2 separate regions of the Mus musculus genome follow, and region 2 is linked to region 1. The links are chromatin loops, found by intact Hi-C in ENCODE. Cell type or tissue: heart. All regions are shown on one strand. Each heading gives the region's core, and the rest is flanking DNA. Links, peaks and the distances in the headings are about the cores only.

Region 1 (10,919 bases), core at 1,096-9,095:
TTCTTTTAAGTTTAGGAAGAAAACGTAAAAAGTGCACACCACAAAGGGTGAACCTGAGGCATAGAAATAATATATCCAAAGAATTGACAAACCTTGTAAAGTTTCCTGGAAGCATGGTACAGAAACTCTCACTGCACACTTTGTTTGCTTTGCTTTGCTGTGGGGAGCTAGTCACTACTGTCACAGGGGAATGTCTCATTCACAAATCAGAAACAGCCACTAATATATAAAGGCTAAGTCACAGAGAACATCCTATTGTGGTCTTTTAAAAACAAAATCAGACTGGGACTTACCTATCCACTTGTTAAAGACATCAGGATTTTTGTTATTATTATCTTTAATCTATTTTTACAGTCCAGTCATCACCCCCTCCTGGTCCACCCTCTGGCAGTTCCTCATCCCATTTTTCCTCCCCAGTCTCCAAGAAAATGTCCCCACACCCTCAATCACACCCCACCTAGCCAGGCCTCCCCATTCCCTGGGCCTCAAACTCTCCAGGGTTAGGTGCATCTTCTCTCAGTGAGACCAGACCAGGCAGCCCTCTACTGTATATGTGTTGAGGCCCTCACATCATCTAGGGTACAGTGCCTTGTTGGTGGCTCAGTAAGACAGCAGGATCTAAGCTTTTGTCATCCATGGTACTCCTTCAGTACTCTCGTGACTCAGTACACAGGGAAAGAGATTTGTGCTGTCTCAGTTTACATATAAACATATAGCTGCACTCTTCATTGACAAAATAAGAGTGAAAATGATTTTGAGGATAAAGCATGAAAACAAAAGAGCTATCTGCAATACGTATTTTGGGTGTGTGGTCGCTTCCTTTCTTCTCCATAAAATGAAGCCAAATATTGCAGTCCAAAAAAATTCAATTGGGAAATGAAAGGGAAATTCCACAGATTTCACGTAAGTTTAGGTAGAAACCTCTTCCCTTTGAAACAATTTCAAGGAAGGTACAGAGATAATCATCTAGTTCAACAATACAGATTTGTGTGTGCAATGTGTTTTATTACCACTACTCATCAATTTATTCTGTGCTTAGCGTTTATGAACTGTAGAAAAAAGTAGTCTCCAGGTAATTCTTTAGATACCTAAACTCACCCCTAGTAAAGAGCCCTGGAGTAGTTTGTTAATCAAGAGATAAGAGGCTCATCTTCCCCTAGTTTATTGGTTTGGTAAGGAGAAGAATATCTGCTTTATTAAAACAGAGCAATCTTCCTCTCAAGTAAGGGGTTTGAGCAGGAACATGGGGGATGAGCAGCAGAGCATTCCTTTCCCAGCGCCTACTGGATACGCCTGTCCCTTGGGATCACCATAGTGCATGAGTATTTACAGCAGTTTCAGCCAAATGCACCCTCTTAGAACTGGAGACAATTCCAGCACTCTCCTGAATCCTCCCTGAGTGGCTGGGGAAAGGAAGAGGAAGAGGAATAGGCACAAGTCCGTTTCCTCCGCAGAGTAAATCTAGACAGGACACTGTGCAGAGGGCAGCACAGAAAAGTGCTGGCATCAAAACAAAACAAAACAAAATTATGTTCAGGGAAGACATCAGTGAGAAAGAACACAAAGGGGTAGAAATTGAAATAAGGCTTACAAAGGGAACTGCACGCTCAACCCTTCCCAGTCCAGGCTAACTCGAAGGCTGTAGATATGGGGTTGTAACTGAGCTGCATATAAACAAACTGGTATGCAGAAGACAGACACCATGACCCTCGGGTATGCTGAATTGTTATTTATTCAATTCAATTGCTTATCCTGGAATCTGTCCAGGAAACCAAAAGGTTTCTAACTATGCACATCACTGTCTCTGGATCTTGACAATCTATAAGGGGAGACAGAGCTTTCATGTTAAGTCCTGTAGAAACATTTTAGGGTGGAGCATTCTGTATTTTTTTCCCTCTCTTCAATGTCTTGTAAGTTCTAAAGCTTACTATTTGTATTATGTTTTACTATTACTTAAAATGTGCTCCACTTCTGTCCATTTTGGGATCATATCAGGTACCTGCTAAAAAATCTAGATTCCTGGGAGACTTCTTGCTGACTCATAATCTCTTCATGAAGAACAGAGTATTCTAGGCATTCAACCTATGAATTACTCTCTTTAAAAAGCCAGAAAAGGCTTTAAGGTAGTAGTCATTTAGCCAGTTCTCAGAATCCTGTCATGCAAAGCACTGGCTATGTATGCTGACCATTGGAAACCTGTTTTTTGTGTGCCTAGAGGTCAGAACCTAAGGATAAATGAGTACTTAGCCTCCAAAACAGATGCCTTTCTGAGGCAAAGGAAAACCTAACACTTCAGAACACGCCCCCCCCCCCCCCACAATACACACACACCGCACTTCAATTATTCACTTCAATTTATCTTGAAAATACAAACGCTCAGCTTTGTTGGTCCATGGCTCCATGTACCAGACATCTGAACCAAACCTAGGATGCAGCCTAGGAAGATTGTTGTACAATAAAGTAGGAAGGGACTATGAATATTTATGGAGTTCTAAACATCTATGCAAAAATTTTGTTAGAAAGTCAGTCAGCTATTTAAAAACCAAAACCAAAATCCATATCTCATCATGTCTCAGCCTTTAGCCTAAGATTGTGTATAAATATTAATTCTTATTACCAGTGTATTATAAATGCCTGCTTTTTATCACTAATAAAAATATATCCATTGTTCTATTTTCTTTAATTTTAAATTTTAAGTTCTAGTTGTTATTTTATGACCAGGACTAGATTAAATCAGCTAAATTTCACAAGTACTTTCATTTTCAAATACTTTAGTTAAATATTCACAAAAAAATTGTTCAAAACCATGCAATACTTTAAAACTCCTGTCTTTCCCTCCAAAACACACTATCATGTCTATTAAACACCAAAAATTCCATGTTATTATATTGATTCTGAATATAAATAAGAAATCTGGTTGCTTTTCAGTGGTTATTGTAATAATAACAACATCACTGATGAATTAAATGAAAGAAAGGAGAGGAGGAAGAAATGATGAGAAAGAAGACATTGGCTAATAGTTGTTTAGCTTTTACTCTAGTTGATCAGAATACTAAGCTACTATGAAGTCTTTCTATGCAGACCAAACAGAAAGAAATGATGAGTAAAGATGCAGCTGGGGAAAGAGACTTTATCAGTGCTGGACAGTCTCACTGCATCAGTGCTGGACAGTCTCACTGCATCAGTGATGGACAGTCTCACTGCATCAGTGATGGACAGTCTCACTGCATCAGTGATGGACAGTCTCACTGCATCAGTGATGGACAGTCTCACTGCATCTGTGATGGACAGTCTCACTGCATCAGTGATGGACAGTCTCAGTGCATCAGTGATGGACAGTCTCACTGCATCAGTGATGGACAGTCTCACTGCATCAGTGATGGGCAGTCTCCTGAATCAGTGATGGACAGTCTCACTGCATCTGTGATGGGCAGTCTCACTGCATTTGTAATGGGCAGTCTCCTGAATCAGTGATGGGCAGTCTCACTGCATCTGTGATGGGCAGTCTCACTGCATTTGTAATGGGCAGTCTCACTGCATCAGTGCTGGACAGTCTCACTGCATCAGTGTTGGAAGAGTTTATTACAACCACTTGAGAAACACTGGAGAATTTTTAAAAAGAGTACTATTACATGTCGATAACATAGAAGTTCAGTTTTGCATTATGAAAAGGATGTCTTGGAATGAAAGAAGGAGGTGTAGTACAGAAAGCTGAAGAGTGGAGGACCAGCTCAATACATCATAATAAAACCCCCTGGCAAGGGAGATTTGGGGAGAAGTTCTGGAGAAGCCCCAAAGAGAGCACTGGCCTGCTTTGCCACTTACGTAGAAGAAGCTGTAGAATTTGGAGTGAGAAAGATAAGGTGTTCTTAGCACATCAGTTTTGTGTCAGTTTGTTGGGTTATGAGTGACTAATAAAAATGTGCTCATTAATGCAGACGAAGAGTAAAACGTCTAGACATTTCCAGCAAGGAAGTCTCCCCATTAAGTCAGAAGACTTCATTTTCTTTTAAATCCGCAGATCAAAGCATACAGAATATTCTACTAGATTCTCCTCTTGGAAGTTTCTCTGCCTCTCATAAAAAACATTTCGCAATCATATTAAGTGCAAAAGGGTGTATAGGTCTAAATACTTACATACATACATAGAACTTTCTAGATCTCTGCACAGTAGACATCCTTTAACATACTTAGAAAACAGAAAAATCTTTTTTATTATATCATTGTTTAAACTATGTTAATTAATCCTTATCTGAGTCATTTTTATTTTCGAATTGAAATTAAAGTGTCTCCTAAGCTTTAAACAATGATGAGCGCCTCATAAACAAACCAGTGCACTTTCTGTCTCTGAACACCAGAGGGCATCATTAGGTGTAAGCTTGGCTGGAGGGAGAAGGGTTGAGGGGGAAAGAATTCCATTACTAATGACAGAAACTGATTCTTATAGTATACCCTTATCTACCATGAAGCATTACCATGGTAACAGCAGCAGCTAAGATGACTGTATATTTAGGTCATAGTATAAAAGGAACTTCAGCATGTGAGAAGAAAGAAGAAAACGAGATGAAGTAAGACAGGAATCGATAACATAGAAGCTCTAATTTCTCTTCCTCCTCCTCAGCTGATAGCAGTACACAAAGTCACATTTGCCTTGCAAAGCAGAGGTTGGCAATAAGGTCTGACTAAAATTAAAAGAAGCCATTGAAACTCAGAATCCGAATGTCCAAAGGGGAGGGGGGAATAGTAGAGAGCAATTCATTCACTATAATACTATGGAGAGATGCTAGAATGGACGTTGACTTGTGAACTTTTTCATGAAGTACTTAGATGTTTCACTTTGGGAAATCTATTTATCTACTTATCATGTGTTCAACTTGAAGGCATCTGACATCCTCTGGGTTCTCTTGCCTTAGCTTAGAGGTGGATGTGACACCTGGCAAAGTGCCTGGTACTCTTAATGCCTTTGGTTTCTTCCAGCAGAAATGATAACTAACTAAGTAGAATAAGCATGTTGTGCCAACTAAGAATGTAGTTGGCACTGACTCCCCTTACATTTCTTTCCCTGGATGTAGGGGGTCTAAGCAGAAAAGGCAGAGTTGAATTAAATGGATGGAGAGAACATGATTGAAAACTGAATATCACAGTTGCTTTCCCCAAACACAGAAAAAATACCGGCTATGCCTCTACATACAGTCAATTTGCATAGTACCCGAGTGAAGTCTCTGGGAGTCCAACAGGCTGTGTTTGCATCTTGGGGCTGCAACATACTATTTATGTGATTTGGGGCCATCACTGCATTTCTGTGACTGTAGGTTTCCTTTCCTGTAAAATCAAGAAACTAGCATCTGTCTCCTAGGATTGTTGTGATGAGAAAATGGATTCCTATATTTACTCATTCAGCAAAGATTTGTTAAGTTCCTGGGATGTGCCTGACACTATTTAAAATCATAAGGATTTGTAGCAAAACAGATAATATAATGCATGTAAGCGGCTTAGGAAAGAACCGGGAATTTAGCATAAAGTTTGAAAATGCCTAAGGAACAGTGACCTGCTTTCCATGATCTACCCCCTGCCTCTCTTACACACACACACACACACACACACACACACACACACACACACACACACACACCAGGTAGGGGGAGACATTTATGCACACATGCACATATTGTTATACCACAAGACAACAGCAGAGCCTAGGATATGCAGAAAGTATACTTGCTTTGCTGACCCCTAATGAAAGGGATTGGAACATCTGCTCAGTGAACTAAAGGAAACGGAGTGCAAACAAATGATAAGGATGATGGGCAGTTGTAAATAGCCACAAGGAAAATTTTACCAGGGTTGAATGCATTTGAGTCCTTGTGGGGACACAGCATAGACATCAAAAATAATATACCAGTGCAAACGTAATTTTTATGAGTAAAAACGGTCTTTCAAGGGGACTCTGACGTGTTGTTTATCAGACTCTACCTTATAGAGTAAAAGGAAGAAATGTTAAGATAAGATGAAGAATGCTCTCTGGGAAGTTATATGGAAAGATACTTAGGAACACTGTTTCACGTAGTGGCATATTAAGACCAGTGTGAGGAGTTGAGGCTATACCACACTTTATTAAGGTCATTTCCACAGAATCCTGCCCTTACGTTTCCTTCTCCTTTCTCTCCTTTCCTCTTCACCTCTCCTACTTTTGGCTCTAATTCTCTTCTTCACCTCCTTCTTCTCTTCGCATTGGGGTGGGTCTTGGAGACACATGCCTTCTCATGGGCCAGCTCATTCTTCACTGACCACTGGACACTCACACCTTCAGTTCCCCTACTTGTCAGCCAGCAGGCTAGCACCCCTGAAGATGCCCTGACGCTCTGCTACCCTTGGCCCTAGCAGTGGGCTATTCTGGATTGGAATTTGGCAAATGTTCTCTAAGTTTGTGTCCAATTTCCTGTCTGGACAAAGAGACAAATTCACTTTTAGAGTAATTTGTTAGTTTTATTTTTAAAGACAGCAGTTTATCGTCCCCCTGCCCCAAATGGTTGCCTATGGGAGCTCACCGGAGAAAGAGTTTCTATATTTTAACTGTTAATCTCTCCCACAGCTGTCTCTGAAGTCACTTAAGAGCTTCAAACACGTTTTCTGGGTTCTCATGCACTTGAACTATGATAGGGATATTGCAATCCACCTAGTTTCTTTCTCCAGTTCCCCTCCAGGCACCCTCAGGCACACTTACATAAGCACACATCATTTCTCCCTTTACAGGCTGACGAAACATCTGTCAAGTAGCCTACTCTTACTTTTGGGTCCTACAACTCAACTTTCCCTATGTCCACTCCATTATATACACAGAACTTTCAGGCCATAGACAAACCTGAGGAGGTGTTCCTGGCCTTTAGGAGGTCTTTTTTGGATTTTAAAACTCATTTGCTGATATTATTTCATCTCAGAAAGTCCATAGAGTTGATGAAAAGTTCTTTATCATTATATTGCCAAACCTTCAACACATTTTTTTTTGTAACAGGATGACAATCTGGCGTTAACATAACTCTTTTTAGTCCCTTTCCTAAGGGAAAGCTCTAACAGTGTTGGCACAAAGTTCTTCCATCATTGACAACGATCTCAAGAGTGCCCTTTCTCAATTGTAGCCCAATATAATTCTCAGCATGAAACCGTGTCTTGGTTAAATGGACTGGTTTTATCTCTACAATTACTGGTGTCTTTGTGAAATTCTTCAAGATGACCCAGGGATGCCTGATTATGAGAGGTTTCTATGTACGTATATCCAGATCCCTGTTATTGTGAGCAGTGAAAAGAATATATCCACCCCATGCTTATCAAGACAGTTTATGCTTATGCACTTAATTGTCTGCAGAAAACATCGTGAAATCCTTTTCCCCACAAGCCAGAGTTAGTTAACATGGAGTTTATGAGCTCAGCTGATTCTTTGCGCAAAGAACTTTGAATCCAGGAATATGCCAATTACAAGAAATAGAAAGAAAGTGAAGGCCCACTCCGGTCCTCAGCCATCAGACTACCCTGCACAGCTTGGAAAAAAAGATGCAGCTAGTTGGACTGGGGGCAAGATACCCAGTGTTGGGATGGGAAAATCGCGTCACACAGCGCCTCAGGAATGCTCACCCCTTTGAACTGCCCCAGCACAATCTCTCCACCTCACTTCTACTTCAAATTTCCAATTCTGCCAGATTGTCCTGAGGTTTCTCCAGGGAGTACGAGCAGCTCCCCTCTCCATTCAACCGGGTTGAGGCAGAAGCCTTAGCCAAGATGACCAAGGCTGCAGATGCTTGGGGAATGCCCAAAGGTGGCCAAGCACTGGAGCGCTAGTGCTTGTATGGAAGAGCTTTGAGATGTGTGTTTGTGCTGCTGGCTGCTTATGCTGGAGGGACTGAACATCCTAAGATTTCCATATAACAACTGCCACCCAGTGTAAAGGAAAGAACGAGAGAAGCAAAACCAGACCAAGAAAGAAAGAAAGAAAGAAAGAAAGAAAGAAAGAAAGAAAGAAAGAAAGAAAGAAGAAAGAAAGAAAGAAAGAAAGAAAGAAAGAAAGAAAGAAAGAAAGAAAGAAAGAAAGGAAAGGGTAGAGATGAATATAAGGTCAGAGTGGGAGATTCTGGACCTGGAGCAAGGGGCAAGGGTCTTCCTGTGGTGGGAAGCTTTGGAGCGTGGGGTTGCAGGAACAGGCTCATAGGGACCCCGAAGTGACACAAGAATATGAAAGGGCAGCTTGGGTGATGTGTCAGCAAGCAATTTTACTTGCCTTCCGTGTTTACTTCCATTTCTCTGCCCTCCTCCCAGCTCTTGGCAGCGAGTACTTCTCTCCATGGACATTTGCACACAAGCTCCCGAGTCTGCATCACATAAAGGGACTGAAAGACCGGTCGACCCTCCCTTGCACTATTTGGAGGCCCAGGAGAGCCGTAAGGGCACAGAAGGACCAGAGATAGAAACGAGGATGTATATATTGTAGAAGAACAGAGGCAGAGTACCCCCCTGCCCCCACAGATGTCAATTTGGGTGAATTCTTACCCTGGAGCGCTCTGCAAAGCAAGTCTCCCTGCTTGCTAGGCTTCTGACACTCCAGGGACATGGAAGGGTGGAGCGCACAGGTGGAATTTCTGTATTTTCTATCTGCAACCAGGTTTGGACCGCACCTCACTCGCTCCCAGAGCCACAAGTTAGAGATGATAGCCTAGCTCCTCAGGTGCCAACAGTAAAGGTCATTTGCGCTATTCTCTATCTAAGACCCGCAGAGTGGTCCAGTACCCACCATGAGTTGGGAGACCAAGCTCCTGCAGCGTCTGAGACTTCATCAGCTCTGGACTGGGGTCCCTTTCCTCAGCCACAGTGGACAATCAACCTTGCGCGCGCCAGCGGAGGAAAATAGGCTTGCAGAGGACTCCCTTCTCTCTCCTCCTGGAAACCTTCCCCAACCTTGTTCCCCTGCCAAGGTCCGGGAACAACAGCACTAAACCTGTCGTCCTCACCAGAAGGCTCTCTCCCAAGGCGGAGTCAGGGGACAGCGTGGAGTGGTGGCGAGAGGGGCCTCCACCCTAAATGCAATGTGCCCAGACCCTAGGGTATAAGGGGAGCTTAAGGGGGATGGGTGAGCGGCAGGAGAGACTGAGCTCTACTTGCCTTTCCCACGGCAGCATCTGGAGTTGGGGGGCGGGGGGATGAAGAGGACCAGAGTGTGGTAGCGAGGGTGAGGGGGTGCCAAGCTCAAAGACAGCCATACTGGAGTATCGGCGCTCACAGGCTGCTTTTTGCCACATTCCACTGGACTTAGCTATCCCAATGGTTTCCCCCGCCCCAGCTTTGAAACCCCTCCTTCTTTCAGACCCGCCAAGGTACGTGTCCTCTCCAGCAAGCCCCAGATGCCAAAGTTTCCATTGGAAAACCTGCACGTGTCAGGGACCACCAAACAATTCTTGCAAACCCAGACCCTCTGCGGCCAGGGTCGGGTGATGGGGAGGAGCTGCGAGGTACCAGGGCCCTTGATATGGACAATTAGAGAACCATGGTATAGCAGAGTCTTTACCTGTCACTGACTTAGTCGCCCGGGGCTGCGATCTGGTGGAGTCTGGCTGGAGCGAGGAGCCTTTGGCGGGCTCAGGTTGGACCGGTTTGGGAGCGAGCGGCACAGCTCGGAGTCCTCAGCTGGTTGCCCGCTTGCCTTCTCCCTGGATCTTGCGAGAGAAAAGCGAAAGATTAGTTGTCGCCACCGCACTTAGACGGGTGGGGCAAGGGAGGCGGGGAGACTGCGGACCCCAAGGCTCAGAGAAGGCTGCGGGGCATTTCACATGGGTCGTATCACTCGGCTAATCTGGGACCCCAATTAGACAATTCGGACTGGAGTTAAATTACATCTGTCTGCCGCCTTGAGCATCACACCCCCAAAACACAGGCAAATAAGACTTTCAAACCTGGCTTTCAGGAAGATGACAGTTAACACCGAAACAGAAAGGAGACCTGGGTGTGGAGAAGAGCTGGGCGGGCTTCATTTCTTCACCCTAGTGCCGGGGAAGTAGTAATTAGTGTCTGGGAGCTGCGCTCCTCCACTTCTCCCAGTGCCTCTGGCGATTTCCAAGTGGGATCTGCGACTTCAGGGCTCTGGCCAAGCCCGCAGGCTGGCGTGTGCGTGTGTGCGTGTGTGCGAATGAGTGTGTCTGTGCCCCCGCGTGCCTGCTCCCGGGAACTGGTCTCCTCGCCCTCACCCGCTGTGTGTAGCAGCAGAGCGAGAGTGGTGCCTCTATTTGTGCGTTTGTGTTCGATTAGCTGCAATGGGCGGACAGTTTCTGGAGAGAGCATTTACAATTTTCTTTCGTTCTGACAGGATTAGTTGCCGTTGAAGGGGGCTCCGCCAATGAAATCTTCTCTGCGCTCTGATTTGGCGGTTCTTCGGTGCAAATATGACAGCTTTCTCTCTCAGCTCTTTTCTGCATCTCTCCATGTCCGACCCCGGAGCCCAGTTCTCGGTCTGCAATTTCTACACCACAACCTTTGCAATCACCACCACCACCACCCCTAGGTCCCATGTCAGCAGGTGCCAGGTTGCTACAAAGGTGACAGGGCACATTGGGAAGAAGGCTTGTTGATTGCAGAAGATACTTATGCCCCGTGTTTCCAGGTGGGGAAATGTTAGAATAAATGTACTTTGTACTAAATATATAGTCATGGAGAATTGTTCAGATTGTTTATTTCTTTCTTTGATGCTAACTAATGTATTAGAAAGAAACAGATATTTATCTGTCTTTGCTGTTTTTTTTTCTTTCTTCCCAAACAGGTCGATGCCTGTGTGTTCCATCAGTTAATGGGGAGTAGTAGTTAAGAGAGTGTACTAGTGAGGTGTTGGTGAGGTGGGATTTTGCTGTCTATCGAGGAAAATAAAAGATGTGAACTTCCTGTGT
Region 2 (10,919 bases), core at 1,404-9,403, 110 kb before region 1:
TCAAAAGAGTGTTCTCTAGAGAAGTTAATCTTTCTGATGGAGTAAGAAATAAAATTTAGCCCCTTGCACATTTTGATTGAACTCAATACTAAAAGCTTGCTTTGGCCATATCACCAATGAAGAATTGTTCTACCTTCCCCAGCAGTTTTCAACTACAAATTAAGAAAATATTAAAATTATGATGCTCAGGATATGATTTATGAATAAGGATAAATTAACTCAGAAATCATAGTTAACAGTCATTGGAGGTGCTATTTTCAATTAAAGAACTCTTCAAAAATCATTCCAGTTGTCAGTTTTACTCACTGAAGGGAAATACCTTGTATCAGGAATAAAGAACATCCTTACTAGTGATAGTGGTTTGGGAGAGGAGGGCAGTCTTAGGACTTCTCTTTCTCATATTTCTGTAGTCAGTCCAGTTGGATGAAGACACAAGTCTTTGTCTTCAATGTCCATTCACTGTCTACCCTATCCATAGTTTATGTGGCTTGCATGAGGTGCCATTGACTGTTTAAAGCCACTCTACAGACACCTTTGCCAGATATCTGTGTCCATGTTATTCTTCCAGGATCATTATAAGAAACTTCGCATTGTTTATGATATAATGCTTTTAAAGCATTAAATGGCAATACTCTAAGGACAAGAAGCATAGCCTATTGATTTTTTTTCCATCTGAGTCCTCGTTTTATTTTATTTTTAAATATTTTTTATTATTACGTATTTTCCTCAATTACATTTAGAATGCTATCCCAAAAGTCCCCCATACCCTCCCCCCGCCCCACTTCCTTACCCACCCATTCCCATTTTTTGGCCCTGGCATTCCCCTGTACTGGAGCATATAAAGTGCAGCTAGATTGCAGCTGAGTTCCACTAGCAAGAGAAGGGTTACAGATCCAGCACCAATAGCTATTGTGAACTAAGAATTTCCACCATCAGCAGCTATACCTTGACAAAGACAGCACCCACTTAAACTCAGTCTGTCTTCATGTATGATTCATGAATGGCCAGTAAAGTGGGAATATTCACCCAAAATGCTCTCAAGATAGATTCAATGGTGGGTCATCTCATTTTTATCCTATTTAGAACTGCATAGGCTTATAGATTGAAGTCTGATTATACACACATTGTTTTTCTTACTCCTCTCATTCTTATTCCACACATACTCTCCTTCCTTCCTTCCTTCCTTCCTTCCTTCCTTCCTTCCTTCCTTCCTTCCTTCCTTCCTTCCTTCCTTCCTTTCTTCCTTCCTTCCTTTCCTTTCTTTTCTATCCATTTATTTATTTGTTTATTTTTTAATTAGGTATTTTATTCATTTACATTTCAAATGCTATCCCAAAAGTCCCCTAGGCTGAGAAAGAAATTAGGGAAACAACACCCTTCATAATAGTCACAAATAATATAAAATATCTTGGCGTGACTCTAAGGAAGTGAAAGATCTGTATGATAAGAACTTCAAGTCTCTGAAGAAAGAAATTAAAGAAGATCTCAGAAGATGGAAAGATCTCTCATGCTCATGGATTGGCAGGATCAATATAGTAAAAATGGCTGTCTTACCAAAAGCAATCTACAGATTCAATGCAATCCCCATCAAAATTCCAACATTCATTTATTTATAAACCACTAGATTCTTTTAATGCTGCCCATATGTGCAAGGGTGTGGGGCCATCAACGGAAGCTTGGGAAGCCTACCCGTGGCCCATAGCCCATAAGAAGAATCATTTTCCCTTCCCTCAACCCCTGAGTTCGTCCACTGTTTTGCTGAATTTGGGTTGGCTTGGTTTGGGACAAAGGTATACCATGCCATAGCTGCTGCTCTTTATTCTCAAACCTCCCTGGCTCTGTTCTGCCTATATATTTAGGGATATAACTTGCGAGGAGCTTGCCTCCGGCTTTCCCCTTGTTGGGTTGCTTTCAACGCCCATTGTAAAGCCACGAATTGACAATTTGACCTGCTTTACTCAGTACTTCTCCTTTTATTCTTTTAGGTATCATCAGTTAAATAAAAAATGCACACTAGGCTGACCTCTTTAAACAAGATCTAAGCTGGTAAGTCACAGTGAGTGGTCCCTAGCTAAGTAGCTAGCTAGGTTATAGAAATACCCCCTAACAGGCACAGTGTGAGGCAGGGGCAGTGAGATGCGTGTCCCAATACTAGTATACCCTAAAATTCCCAAAACATGCATGAAAATAAAGATTTGAGAGTCACTGAAGTAACCGACTCTTTTATTCATTCTATGAACTGCACACACCTTCTGACAAACAAACCCTGAAGGAGTTACTTTATAAGATTCAATGGGTTTTTAGAACCCAAACAATACTTTTATATGCTGAGGTTAAATGATGTGGAAAATTATGAATTATTCTCAGTAAAGTACAGATATGTAAATCTTTTTTTTAATCTGTTTTTAAGCTTCAAACAAAGCAGCAAAAGAGAATTTGGAGTGGGTTAAGTGAAACCTTTTAAAATCTTTGATTTAGGGATAAGGGTGTAGATAGAGCAGTATACTATTTGGCTAGTTTCTGCAAGGTCTGAGGACAGTACAAATTAATTGAAAGTTCAATGTATTAAATCACGTAAAAATTTGGTTTAGGTGCTTTCTAAAACTTAAAGATAAATTTTGAAAAAAAAATCTGAAAATCTGGAGTGAAGCTGTAGAATTAATAGCACTGCTTGGACAGGAGCTTACAGAAACCAAAGAGAATGGAATTTGCAGGTAGCCTGGATTTAAACTCACAGTAGAAGGGAAGGGACCAGGATAAGAATGGATGCCATGGGGTTTAGGTGTTTAGGAATAGGAGGTGTAAGAAGAATCCCCCCGCCCCAGGGGCTGCTATTACTTAGGCAGAGAACTATAAAAAAAGGGAACTTGGGTTTCCCATGGTAGGGAAGGCTACTTAAAGTGAGACACTGTAATAAGATGTGCCATTTAGAAAACTGGTAACAAGGCTATGTCATTAGCAGGGTCTTGTCTGAATTTTAATTCTTACTAATGTATCTTCCTTGCAGAGCCCATCACTTCTCTTGTTCAAAACCATGGCCTGACCTGACCCTACTAACTCTACTTTGGAAAAAAGCTGCAGTAATACTTCTATAACCCCAAATTGTAGTAAGGATACTTGGGTCCATTCAGAAATTATAACATCCTGAACTTCTTCTTGGAAAAATCTTCTCATTGTTTAAGGTCATTAGCCTTTTATGGAGTCCAAGAAAATCCTATGTAATAATGTCTACCAGGGGTTCAAACTCCAGTCCATGCCCAAAGCATTAGAGACTCAAAGCTTAGAAATTGGCTGTGATTGACTATAAAGAGAATTATTTCTCAGTTTTTAACATTGCAACTCTGCTATGAACCTGTTTGAAATGTTTTGATAGTTTCCTTTTGTTTAGATAGTTTACTATCGATTTTCCTAGACTCTGGTAAATTTAATAGCTCGTCTATTTGTTCCATTTAATAAATGATTTAATTAGGTCAAAATCTCTTAAATTGAGGTTATCCCCATTTATTACCCAAGATTGTGCAAGCATAATTGGCTAGTTATTACTTCCTCTATTACCTATAAATAGACCCCTTCTTGTATGATCAAAACAAACACTGTATTAGGTTGTCAGAAAACATTTTCTGTTGGTTGCATATCCTACATAAGACAAACTAAATGCTTCTGTTTGACCACCAATAACTTCCTAAAGGATGGAAAATCCTATGCAACGTTCTTAAGGATGGAAAATACTTTCCATGTCTAGGCTATACAATGAAAAGGAAATAAACACACAAAGGGGGAGAATATAGGTAATCAATAGTTTTCAGAGGCCAATTTAATGACTGGATTAAATAAACATATGCTGTAAAATAAGACTCAGTCTCAAATGACCGGATTATTGACTTGAGGATTTTCCTTTAATTTTAGGGCTTGCTATTGCTAGATAAAGCAGCAGGAAGAGATCTAGGCACCTCCCTGCTGCCTTTCATTATGTGTGAATCATTCACTTCTCTCTCATAACTAGCCTGTAGCTAGGTCCTTCTTGGTTCTCCTCCTGCAATGCTGTGTATGTGTTTGTGTGTGTGTGTGTGTGTGTGTGTGTGTGTGTGTGTGCATTTCTGTGTATATGTGCACATACATTAGTGTGTAGTGTGTGTATGTGTGCATGTGTGTCTGTGTGTCTCTGTGTATGTGTGTATTTCTGCATGTGTATGTGCATGTGTGTGCATTCATATCTGTGTATGTGTATGTGAGTGTGTCTAAGTTTGTGTGTCTGTGTATGTATTTATGTATAGGCACATTTTTCTTATTTTAATTTAAGACTCTAGAGACAGTGATCTAAGAGAGGTTTTTATTTTCAAACCAGTTCAAAATAAAAATAAACAAAATGCTTAGTAATGCAAGATGGTGTCTTCTTCAAGAATTCAAGGAGATTGACAGGAGATCCACTGTCCACCCACACTGCCTCTTCTTTTCTCACACAGATTAATTTGTTTTTAAACAGTAGTGTTGGTTTAAAATTCAAGAAAAGCACGGGTGCCTGTGATGGTAAACTTCTGGCCCCCTCACTTTTCAGATGGGATTTAGCCTCCCGGCTTTTGTTTCCTGTTCTCCACAGCAGTGAGAAACTTCTGACTCCAGCACAGCTTTAGGCCCTGGAAGTTCTTAGGCTACACTTCACCTAAGTTCTAGGCTCTATCTGGTGCTGACAGATGGTAAGAGTAGCATTCCTTACATTTCCCTAAGAGGTGAATGTCCTCAAATAGCATAACCTATAGCCTTGTTGCCCACAATGAGAACACCTCCCTTCCTCTTCAATCTAAGTCCTTTGGGCTTCAGTGCCTGCCCTGAAGAGGGCCCTGACTTGTGCCTCTCAGCTTCCTTCTGTGACCCTTCATCCATGCAAGCTTGAAAATTAGATTCAAATTGCTATCTGTATCTTCATTTCACTCTCAATATGGAAAACGTATAAGCATGAACTAATTCTACCAACTGTGCTGTTTATTTACCTACCAACTCATTAAAATGTGGCTTCAGCACAGGAGAAGGGGATCATATATTTGAGAAGGAAGGCAGTTTGGTTGGCAAGCTCATTTGTGTATTCTCTGGAATGTCACAGCAAAGACTTGTCCTTGGGGTGAGGGTGTTCTCTCCCTCCGCCTGCTCGCTCTGCTGTCTGCCGCTGCAATTAACTGACACCTCTGCACCAATGACTTCATCCTGAACTCATTTAGTGGACAGACCCAAAATAGACATCCAATGAATTACAGCCTCTGTTACAGAATCGTGATGATCGTGGCCAGGGCAGCTTTGCAAGTAGAGAGTGGAATAGAGGGAAATCTCCTGGAGAGAACGAGCAGAGGAATAACAACAGTTGCGAAGTGCAGGCAAGGCTGTTTGGACAATTCTTTGGAAGTCTGCAATCTAAACAAAATTCCAATGAATTTTGGAATGTGCTTTGTGTTTTGTGTTGTAGAGCAGAATTCAGTGTCAAAGTTTATCTGAATTCGGTCTCAACTAAAGGCAAGCAAACAAACAAAGAGACACAAAAATAGGCATGTTTTTATTTTTTTTTTAATAAAACATGGAGATTTGTTTATGATAGGACTTTTCTTTGCTTACCTGCTCCCTTTGCTTTTGGGCAGTAATAATGACTGAATTCTTTTGTCTGGTTTTCAGATTGTAACATTGGAAAAACCAATCAAAAGGAAAAGAGCCCCACTCAGAATCATCGATCGATAGCTGACCCACAAGAGCTACCCACTTAGCATAAGTACTTCACAGATCATTTGCTTCTGCTTAAGTTCAGGGGAACTCACACCCTGTGCTGGCTCATTTGCAGTTGCCAGCTGAAGCACAGTTGACAGCAATGGTGAATTGTGAGTCATGTTGGGAGTCTTTATTTCCCCACACATATCCCAGCATGCAATGTGCTCACTCACACACATATATACTACGTGGAAGCTGTAACTTGAGCAACACACCAGTGCACTGTTTCATTGGTGCAAAGCTAGCAACTGAACTATCCAGTCAGGTGTGCCGGGGCATGGATAGATTGGATGGCTGGTGAGGGCTCGCACAGTTAAAGAACAGAAGTTGTCATTTCTGGAGACAGAGTTCTCAGGGAATTAGAATTAGAAAAGAGGATGAGAAACCTGCATTTTCACATGTGCTTTCTCAGTTTTTCCTAGTGGCTCATGGTTAGATCTGAACAAGCAAGAAAGCCGTGTTTTCCGTCTTGCTCACCTGCAGGTCTGTACTTTAGGAGCTTTGGATTTTATTGATTTATAAAATTTTAAAGTATTTTTCTAGGTCACAGTTTGCTACTAAGTCATTCTAGTGGATAAATAGGATTGAATTAGTGGTCATGGTACAATTCGATTAAATAATCTATTTGTAACATTTTGATGATTATTTTTTAACTCACACAAGCAATTGGGTGGTGCAAGAAACATTGCTGCACCAGATTTTAACCTCATAGATCTCTAACTGTTAATAGGAATTTCTGTAAGTGGAGTTATTAGCTAGTTTGAAAAGTCACTTGTTGACGATTTCTTAGCTCATAGTTGGGAAACAAAAATTACAATCATCATATCAAACTACTTTACAAATCATACCTAAAACATTCTAACATTCTACATGTTTGAAGTTTTAATTGCATGTTATTAGTTTTCCAAGTTTTATTTTTTTCATGTATTGATATTATAAAATTCTGCCTTTTGTTTTGACAATGATCCATTGGAGCATATGTCATATATTTTTTTTTTCTGTTTTTTGGGGGGTTTTTTGTTGTTTGTTTTTTTTTGTTTTTTTGAGACAGGGTTTCTCTGTGTAGCCCTGGCTGTCCTGGAACTCACTCTGTAGACCAGGCTGGCCTCGAACTCAGAAATTCACCTGCCTCTGCCTCCCAGGTGCTGGGATTAAAGGCATGCGCCACCATGCCCGGCATCATATATGTTTTTATTTAATTTTGCTGTATCTTCAAAAAGACTTTCTGTGTGCCAAAAACATTAACTATTTAATAGTAATTAAATAGTGATTTTTAGGAGGCAGAGGCAGGCAGATTTCTGAGTTCGAGGCCAGCCTGGTTTACAAAGTGAGTTCCAGGACAGCCAGGATTATACAGAGAAACCCTGTCCCGAAAAAAAAAAGTGATTTTTACTATTTCATATTCAAAACTAATTTATATCGGCTATATATAATGAAGTATGAAATCTCCAGTAGTGATTCCCCAAATAGTTTAAAATTTGCCCTAGACGTAGTTATTGAATAATTCACATTTTCTCCAAAAGATTCAAAGCCTTATCTAAATATTTCCATCTATTTGGCCCTAATTGGGCCTATCATCACAGTCTGTTGCTTTCTTTGTGCATCAATAACACTTTTTTCACCCACTGTAATGTTAACTGTTTTAAAATATCTACCCATAAGTTTTATTAATTGGTGCTATCTATATGAATATCCTTATTATACTTGCATTTTAGTTTTATGTAACTTTACCATAACATCTAAATATTTATCCTTATGAATTCTATTGGACCACTTTATTTCAGTTGTTAATCATCATAGCTTTGTCCATTCATGGTTCTCCACTCAAACAATGTTTATCTCTAGTGTCTTGTACTCTTTATTATATATATATATATAAATGTGTAATATATAATTATATATTTGTATTAGATTATATTATGTATTTATATTAAAATATTATATATAGGTTGTAATGGCTAGTTTTGTGTGTCAACTTGACACACAAGGCTGGAGTTATCTCAGAGAAAGGAGCTTCAGTTGAGGAAATGCCTCCTTGAGATCCAGCTGTAGGGCATTTTCTCAATTAGTGATCAAGGGAGAAGGTCCCCTTGAGGGTGGTGCCAACTCTGGGCTGATAGTCTTGGTTCTATAAGAGAGCAGGCTGAGCAAGCTAGGGGAAGCAAGCCAGTAAGTTACATCCCTCCATGGCCTCTGCATCAGCTCCTGCTTCCTGCCCTGCTTAAGTTCTAGTCCTGACATCCTTTGGTGATCAACAGAAATGTGGAAAGTGTAAACTGAATAAACCCTTTCCTCCCCAACTTGTTTCTTGGTCATGATGTTTGTGCAGGAATAGAAACCCTGACTAAGACAAATTGGGACCAGCATAGTGGAGTATTCCTGTGACAACCTGACCATGTTTTGGGGAGGACTGTGGAAGGACTTTGGAACTTTGGGCTTGAAGATCCATTCGTTATTAAGAGCTCTGTCAGATGTTGTGTAGGAGCTTGGAAGATAATGTTGAGAACAGTGCAGAAGATGGAGGTCTGGCTTGTGAAATTTCAGAGGGAAAAATTAAAGACTTTTTTCAGGGCCATTGCTATTTTGATTGGGAAGATTCTGTGGTTCTGGTTAGCTGGGGCTGAAGAATCAGCTGTGATTAACAAGATGCCAGAACTACTAAAGTGAAACTTTTGCATTACTGGGACTATTGATGCTGGTTAGCTGGAGCTAAGAAATTAGTTGTGATTAAGAAGAGACCAGCATCATTGAGGTGACATCTTCTGGGAAGTGCTTTCTGAGAGCACGAAGAGGCTGTGTTCCAGAGATGGCCAAAGTTGTACCTCGTGCAGTAGCAGGACTTGGTAATGTGTAAGAGTCACCCAGGTGGTACTGGTTTTGAAGGCATGAAAGGGTCATGCAGAGCAGCTGAGGCTCAGCACTGTGATAGGCCATGGAAGGCCATTGGTGAAGGTGCAGCCTCAGTTGCAACTGATAGCCCAGGACAGAAGGGGTCATGCAAAGGAGTTGAGGCTTAGCACCATGAAGAGAGCCTATGAGAAGCTATTGGTGAAGCCTAGTTACAGCGGAAGACAGCAGTGTTTTGGAGATGCCAGTACCATGAGATGACCACCAAGAACAGCAGCAACAGTGGAGTATAGGCAGCTGAAGCCTAGAAGACAACGTGTGTGCTACAAAAGGCAAGGCTGGAGAAGTGACACAAGCCCTTGGAGGAGCCCAGAAGATCGTGAGTTGGATCCCAGACATTGGACAGTTGGAGTTTGATTTTCTTTTTTCATAGTGACTGTGCCCTGATGCTTTTCCCTCTTGAAGGAAGTATTTTAGTGGAATCCACAGTTAAGAAACTTTAATTGTAAAGACTTTGGATTTTAAGAGAGATTGAATTTTTTGTGGGACTTTTAAAGTTATTTAGATCTTGGGGATGAATAAGAAACTAAGGGTTGAGGCTTAACAGTGATGTGTTTGTGTGTCAAGTTGACAAGGGGTCAATTGTACTGGTTAGTTTTGAGGGTCAACTTGACAATGGCTGGGGCTATCACAGAGAAAGGAGCTTCAGTTGAGGAAATGCCTCCATGAGATCCAGCTGTGGGGTATTTTCTCAATTAGTGATCAAGGGGGAAAGGTCATTTGTGGGTGGTGCCATCTCTGGGCTGGTAGTCTTGGTTCTATAAGAGAGCAGGCTGAGCAAGCTAGGGGAAGCAAGCCAGTAAAGGACATTCCTCCATGGCCTCTGCATCAGCTCCTGCTTCCTGACCTGCTTGAGTTCCAGTCCTGACTTCCTTTGGTGATGAACAGCAGTATGGAAGTGTAAGCCGAATAAACCCTTTCCTCCCCAACATGCTTCATGGTCATGATGTTTGTGCAGGAATAGAAACCCTGACTAAGATATAAGTATTATATAATATTTATATATTTAATATAAAATAAATACATTATATATTTACATTAAAATATATAATTTAATGTGTATATATCATGTATATGTTTTATGTATAATATATATATGTATGAATTTTTACTGATCTGTCTGTGCATTTGTATTCATTTTTATCTTTCTGAGATTACCCTTAGTTTTATTTTTTTTTTCCATTTTTTATTAGGTATTTAGCTCATTTACATTTCCAATGCTATACCAAAAGTCCCCCTTACCCACCCACCCCCACTCCCCTACCCACCCACTCCCCCCCTTTGGCCCTGGCGTTCCCCTGTACCGGGGCACACAAAGTCTGCGTGTCCAATGGGCCTCTCTTTCCAGTGATGGCCGACTAGGCCATCTTTTGATACATATGCAGCTAGAGTCAAGAGCTCAGGGGTACTGGTTAGTTCATAATGTTTTTCCACCTATAGGGTTGAAGATCCCTTTAGCTCCTTGGATACTTTCTCTAGCTCCTCCATTGGGAGCCCTGTGATCCATCCATTAGCTGACTGTGAGCATCCACTTCTGTGTTTGCTAGGCCCCGGGATAGTCTCACAAGAGACAGCTACATCTGGGTCCTTTCGATAAAATCTTGCTAGTATATGCAATGGTGTCAGCGTTTGGATGCTGATTATGGGGTGGATCCCTGGATATGGCAGTCTCTACATGGTCCATCCTTTCATCTCAGCTCCAAACTTTGTTTCTGTAACTCCTTCCATGGGTGTTTTGTTCCCACTTCTAAGGAGGGGCATAGTGTCCACACTTCAGTCTTCATTTTTCTTGAGTTTCATGTGTTTAGGAAATTGTATCTTATATTGTGGGTATCCTAGGTTTTGGGCTAGTATCCACTTATCAGTGAGTACATATTGTGTGAGTTCCTTTGTGATTGTGTTACCTCACTCAGGATGATGCTCTCCAGGTCCATCCATTTGGCTAGGAATTTCATAAATTCATTCTTTTTAATAGCTGAGTAGTACTCCATTGTGTAGATGTACCACATTTTCTGTATCCATTCCTCTGTTGAGGGGCATCTGGGTTCTTTCCAGTTTCTGGCTATTATAAATAAGGCTGCTATGAACATAGTGGAGCATGTGTCCTTCTTACCAGTTGGGGCTTCTTCTGGATATATGCCCAGGAGAGGTATTGCTGGATCCTCCGGTAGTACTATGTCCAATTTTCTGAGGAACCGCCAGACTGATTTCCAGAGTGGTTGTACAAGCCTGCAATCCCACCAACAATGGAGGAGTGTTCCTCT

Evidence for each region. Peaks named below come from ENCODE experiments on the same cell type or tissue, not always from the same donor. Only the 100,000 strongest peaks of a DNase experiment are listed, where the experiment ranks them.
Region 2: a loop joins it to region 1, with 2.7 times the contacts of the local background. A loop is called at or near these places in 3 of 42 quality-filtered maps.

The regions. Positions count from the first base shown.
Region 1 is chr6:36,387,383-36,398,301 of GRCm38, reverse strand. It overlaps Chrm2 (cholinergic receptor, muscarinic 2, cardiac), which reads right to left and starts at 10,218. Exons shown (of 3, transcript NM_203491.3): 1 at 9,936-10,218; 2 at 9,551-9,698. It overlaps 9330158H04Rik (RIKEN cDNA 9330158H04 gene), which reads left to right and starts at 10,068. Exons shown (of 6, transcript NR_015589.1): 1 at 10,068-10,146; 2 at 10,346-10,639. In heart, for the core only: a CTCF peak has its summit at 4,344 (motif pointing right); a DNase peak (open chromatin) is centred at 9,021; H3K4me3 peaks cover 974 bases; H3K27ac peaks cover 376 bases; H3K27me3 peaks cover 923 bases.
Region 2 is chr6:36,502,432-36,513,350 of GRCm38, reverse strand. All of the region lies in intron 2 of Chrm2 (cholinergic receptor, muscarinic 2, cardiac), which reads right to left. Among named protein-coding and RNA genes, the nearest start is that of Mir490, 86 kb to the right of the region's middle. In heart, for the core only: no CTCF peak of the experiment used is centred there; a DNase peak (open chromatin) is centred at 5,200; H3K27ac peaks cover 2,622 bases.